2 separate regions of the Mus musculus genome follow, and region 1 is linked to region 2. A link is a contact called in ENCODE Hi-C or POLR2A ChIA-PET data. All regions are on one chromosome and are shown on one strand. Each heading gives the region's core, a stretch centred on a gene start or an enhancer-like site at or near the end of the contact. The rest is flanking DNA. Distances are from core to core; before and after follow the strand shown. Region 1 overlaps Plekhg1 (pleckstrin homology domain containing, family G (with RhoGef domain) member 1). Region 2 overlaps Plekhg1 (pleckstrin homology domain containing, family G (with RhoGef domain) member 1).

The links. Hi-C counts contacts between places; a loop is a spot of excess contacts on that map. ChIA-PET counts read pairs that join two places held with the same protein, here RNA polymerase II (POLR2A).
Region 1: POLR2A ChIA-PET joins it to region 2 with 64 read pairs in embryonic stem cell. The contact joins two enhancer-like sites. A Hi-C loop is called at or near these places in 2 of 37 maps with a recorded cell type or tissue (both heart). POLR2A ChIA-PET finds 5 or more read pairs at or near these places in 4 of 5 experiments (Patski and embryonic stem cell).

The regions. Positions count from the first base shown.
Region 1 is chr10:3,940,132-3,942,992 of GRCm38, forward strand. It overlaps Plekhg1 (pleckstrin homology domain containing, family G (with RhoGef domain) member 1), which reads left to right. Exons shown (of 17, transcript NM_001159942.1): 9 at 38-220; 10 at 307-402; 11 at 503-595. Among named protein-coding and RNA genes, the nearest start is that of Mthfd1l, 32 kb to the right of the region's middle. Within about 2 kb of position 1,427, at least 2 of the 3 ENCODE cell types and tissues checked have a DNase peak (open chromatin) inside an H3K27ac peak, as active enhancers do.
Region 2 is chr10:3,896,880-3,899,634 of GRCm38, forward strand. The region is part of intron 3 of Plekhg1 (pleckstrin homology domain containing, family G (with RhoGef domain) member 1); the gene reads left to right. Among named protein-coding and RNA genes, the nearest start is that of Mthfd1l, 75 kb to the right of the region's middle. Within about 2 kb of position 1,364, at least 1 of the 3 ENCODE cell types and tissues checked has a DNase peak (open chromatin) inside an H3K27ac peak, as active enhancers do.

The DNA of each region.
Region 1 (2,861 bases), core at 177-2,676, 43 kb after region 2:
GGTGTTTCCTTCTGAGAATTTTTTACTTTGTATCCAGGAGATCCAGAGCTTGCTAACCAACTGGGAGGGGCCTGACCTCACCAGCTATGGGGAGCTGGTGCTTGAAGGAACCTTCCGCATCCAGAAGGCCAAAAAGGAGAGGACTCTTTTTCTCCTGGACCAGCTGCTGCTCATCACAAAAAAGAGAGATGACACGTTTACATACAAGGCTCACATCCTGGTGGGTCTTCACGGGGTGGCATGCAAGGCCTGGGGGTGGCTCTTTGTGTCCCATGTGTGCCTGATGCACTGTGCTCTCTGCTGCAGTGTGGCAACCTCATGCTTGTAGAGGTCATACCAAAAGAACCGCTCAGCTTCAGTGTCTTCCACTACAAGAACCCCAAGCTTCAGCACACAGTTCAGGTAACAGGGCTACTCCGAGGTCCCCAAAGGGGAGAGGTGTGCTGGACCCAGCCGCCATCTCTGTTGCCTCACTTCTGACAATTTAAATCTCCCATTGCAGGCCAAATCCCAGCAAGACAAACGTCTCTGGGTTCTGCACCTGAAGAGATTAATTCTGGAGAACCACGCAGCAGCAGCAAAGATCCCAGCTAAGGTGAGAGAGAAACGTCAGCCAGCACACCATAATGTAGAAAGGACCCAGGCGGGGGTTTGGGGGGGACACATGGCGGTGTGGGGTCTGACGAGGAAATAAGGCCTAGCTTCACAATGGAGCCTGAAATCCCAGCACTGAGGAGGCTGAGTCAGGAGGCTGGCCAAGTCTGCAATAAGGCATTTCAGAGGTTATATTGACATATAGACAAAAGAGAGTCAGTGGCACCCACTAGAGATTTAGGGGTGGAGATACACACATATATATAAAATAAGGAAGCTTATAGAGAATAGAAACTAAACTACTGGGAATCACTGCCACCCCCCATTCCCTACCCCCATCCCCCTGTGTTGGGTCCCGTGGGAACAGTGGAAAACCAAGCCCAGTTTGGCGGGAAAGGAATTTACCAGCAGAGAGCCAGCTGCCCGCCTAACCCAGATCTGTTTGTCGGCCATGGGGAAACAATAGCGTTGAAAGCCAGGTGGCCCCGGGGAGGGGGGGTGGGGTGGGGGGGTGGCAAAAGGACAAAGTGTTCAGGTCTAGCCAGTAAGGGCAGGAAGGAAAATACCTCCTGCTTTCTTGAAGGGTGAGGAATGTCCTTCTGAAGTTGGGGAGGGGGAAGGGCGGAACTAGGCTGAGACAACAAAGTCACAAAAACACAAGTGACACCCTGTTTGCCAAACACAGCTGGTGTTGGGACAGGAGGACCAGGAAATGGGGCAGGAATGCGGCTGGGGAAGTAGTCTAGGGAGCAGAACACAAGGCGCAGATGCAAAGCAGGTCACCCAGGCAAAGGGAACAGAAGTCACCTCTGACATTGTGCTTGAGTTGCGGGAAGACCTCTGGGTTGGGAGTTAGCCAGACTGGCTCACAGAGGTGGCCTAACTGGTTAGATGGGAGTGGAGGAGCATCTGGCCGGTGAATGGAGGTGGAAATTCAGGTTCTGGCAGCCCAGGATTAGGAGAGGCAGTGACTGAGGCCCTAAGGCTTGACAGGGCTAAGGCCCACAAGAATGTATAAAGGAAACAAGGTTGCCCCTTGCTCTGAGGAGACTGGGAGGGGTAATGGGGGAAGGGGCTTGTAATGTGGGGAAGCAAGGGGGAGGGGGAGGGGCTTCGATCGAGATGTAAAGTGAATTTTAAAAAAATTATTAGGGAAAAAAAGAGGAGTCTTAGGAATCTCAGCAAGTCACCTGCTGGGGGAGGGGCACCTGGAAGACCAGAGAGAACAGCAGAAACCCAGTAAAGAGCAGGAAGGGACAGCTGGTGAGGAAGGAGGGGACAGAAGAACCTCCACCTTGAGAGGGCAAAACAGATGCAGAGTGTGGGTTCGACAACTGGGATTTTTGCAATGGGTTGAAAGAAATTAGAGAACAGACTGGTACCGACTGCCCCACCCCCAAAGTTCAAAAAGATGCAGTTTAGAGAAAACTCATCAAAGCAAAGCTCACTATCTGGGTGGAAAACACAATATAGGTTTCTGAGTTGTCTGGGGAGACTAAGAGGCAGGATGCAACAGGATGCAGAAGAGCAGTTTGTCAAGGGAGGTGGAAGGAATGGGGCCCGTAAGCACAGGGATGGTAGAGAGGAGCCTTGGAAAGAGTCTGGCGGGGAACTGAGGAGAATTAGGAAATCATAAAGGATCAGAGACACTACTGTGAGTGACGACACAGGAAGAGGGTTTGTCCTTGAAAATGGAGAGAGTCAGATTCGATGCAAAGGAAGACGATCCTGTCACTGGAGGTGACTCAGGTCCCATCTGGAAGACGCCAAAGACCTGACTGGGGCTGTGGGACTGCTGTGTGAATCAGTTTGATGGCGTCATAACAAACCACTTAACAACTGCCCTAAGGGAGCATGGCATACAGGAGTTCCTCTGCAGGGAGGGGACAGGTGGAGCTGGGGAACAGAGAACATTGCACACTCATGAGCCTGTAGCTGCAGTGACTATGATTCCAGGCTGAACAGGGGAAAGAGACTTGCAGAAGTCAGCTGGTTCAGTGGGAAACCTGAAATCTGAAGTTGAGGATGGTCCCTGGTACCCTACCTGAGAAGCAGGGCAACGCTGGTGTGTGCATGTTCTGGGATGGCTTTACCATGCTGCTGTGGAGTAGAGGAAACAGTTATTAGAGATGACGTAGCAAAAGTCTAAAAGGGTTGGGTGTGAATGGCCATCTGTGAGGATGGTGGGATGTCTGTGATGGGACCAGGAGGAGAGAAGTAGAACAGGAAGTGACATCAGGGTCATAGAGTGGTACTGATGGGGAAAA
Region 2 (2,755 bases), core at 114-2,613:
GGGAGCTGAAGAACTGCTCATTCCTCCTCAGTGACAAAATGTGGAAAAAGGGAGGGGATCCCAGGCTTCCTCCTCTGGAGGCCTGCAATTACTAGACCAGGTGATCCAAGCACACCTCTCTCGGACGCCCTCCCTCCCCTCCCCCTCCTCACTTGTTAAATGTCCCTCCCTCCACTGCTTTCAGGTTCAGGTAGCGTGCTCCCATATGTAGCTACTCTGGTCTAACCAAACTCCCTATGGTTGCCTTTTTGGTACTAATGCTAGAGTATTTATCTCATTGCATCCTCTGGTTGCTACTACTGTTGCTAGGGAATTAGGAGTGGCCTCTTTTGGATTGTAGTCTGGATAGTTTTGTTAATAAAAGAACTTAGAAATAGACTTGGAAGGAAGCTCTAGGACAATATTATTAGCGGTTGGGAGAAAAACAGAACAGGCAAGCTGTAAATCTCAACAGCTGCCAGGGAAATGGAGACAGAGAAGAGGAAGAGAGGCATGCCATTTGAGTTAGGCCAGCAATCTGTGCAATGGAAGTCAACAGGCAGGGGCCTGGCAGAAGCCAGATGTGTGTGTGTCAGAGAGAGGGCAGCAGTGGGAGCTTCAGAGGGCAGGTGGGAAAGGCCAGAGTGTCTGGGAGAGCATGCTTAGACTTCGGGCAAGCATCCAAAAGAAAAAGAAATGGGGGAAAGGAAAGGGAAAAGTTACAAAAAAGAAAAAGTTAGGGCTCCTCTGTACTGCTGCCTGATGGAAGTTGCTTTGCAGCAGGGAGTTTTAGAGGTATGGCTTATATATATATATAATATACATCACTATATATCCTCATAAATATGTATCTTCACATATATCCACATACATACATACATACATACATACATACATACATGTGTGTGTGTGTGTGTGTGTGTGTGTGTGTGTGTGTGTGTGTGTATGATCCTGATCAAGGTTTGTCTCTGCCCGTCATTGATCCAGCTTTTGGGTGATGCCCTCTTGGGAGACAAGTTCCTCTTCTGGCTAATATCAAAGCCTTTCTCCTCTCCCCCATGCCCAGTGTGGAATTGCAGTACAAATGTTTTCCTTTGGAGTCCATTGTTTTTCAGTAGGGTAGCACAAGTGTCTCTCTTTAAAAAGATCTTCTCTCCTGCCAAGGGCTACAATCCGTTCCTGGAATGGACCACCTCTGCCTTTGCCTGTGATCCTTCTGTACTGAATATGTGGGTCCTTCTCTCCTGATCATGTATTGGTCTTTTAGCCAGAAATGTACATGGACCTGTTTGTTGATACTTGTCGTTTCAGCTAGCCAAGGAGGCAGCTCCTTGCAGGAAGGGATCCTGTGTGATTCAGCTTGTAAACAACTAGCTTGTAAAATAGAACTTGGCACCTACTCTTAACGCCCTCGGAAAAAACAGGAGGAAGGACTAGCTGAGTGGAAGGGAGTGTGCTTCTACACTGTAAATCAATATATCAATGTAGGTCATTCTGGTGTCACTGGCATCCTAACACAGTACCAGGTGGTGGCTTCTGTGAAATGGAGGAGATGCTCTCTCCAAAATAAAAGACCACCACCACCATCAAGAAAAGGGGAAACTATAGGCACTCTATTCAAAGACCAGGGTACAAAGTGCTAACAGAAGAGGCTGAACACAAAAACACTATAGAAGTCCACTGTGTAGGAGCTTGAAATACAAGCAAGACAATTAGGAAAGACGTTTCCAGTTTCCTTTGTATCTCCAAGCTAAAGAGAGTGCAGGATAAGATGGATTTAAACATAAGGAGGCACCATAGCTACATTTCATGTAAATAACTGCCTGTTCTTCATTGTGGTTTGTCTCTAGTGCCATGTTAACCAGGTTCTAACATTTTAAACATGATCTCAAAGAAGAGAGAGGATGGAGGAGCCACTGGCTAAGCTCCTTCAAGCACCTTGTAGAAATTGTCCCAGTGAGCTCTGTAGAGCTGTAGTATCCTTTTGTGTCTTTGCAGCATGATTATCTAGACCAAGATTTCTTTAACTGCTTCACGTGTGTGTGTGTGTGTGTGTGTGTGTGTGTGTGTGTGTGTGCGTGTGTGTGCATGCATACCATTTTATAGTTTGTTACTCATTATTGTTTTTGTAAAATAATGAAATGGGAAAGAATAAAGGTATGCTAGTTCTGTGGTTAGAGGTATGGTTCTGTTCCTGGTACTCGTGTGGAAACTCACACCTGCCTATAAGCACAGGTCCAGTGAAGGTCAGACACCCTCTTTTGATTTCTGAGGAATCATGGAAGCTCATGGTGCACAGACATACATGCAGGCAAAGTATTCATGCACATAAAATAATAATAATAGTAATAATAATAATACCAATGGGTTGGCGAGATGGTTCAGTGGGTAAGAGGACTGCTTTTCCAAAGGTCCTGAGTTCAAATCCCAGCAATCACATGGTGGCTCACAACCACCTGTAATGGGATATGATGCCCTTTTCTGGTGTGTCTGAAGACAGCTACAGTGTACTTACTTATAATAATTAATAAATCTTTGGGCCAGAGTGAGCAAGGCTGACTAGAGCTAGCAGAGGTCCTAAATTCAATTCCCAAGAACCACGTAAAGGCTCACAACTACAGTGTACTCTTATACATAATAAATAAATAAATCTTTTTTAAAAAATCTTTAAAAAATAAAAATTTTAAATAATTTTAATTTTTTTCTAGTTTTCTATCTTTCTTTTATATATTTTTTAATTAGGTATTTTTCTCATTTACATTTCCAATGCTATCCC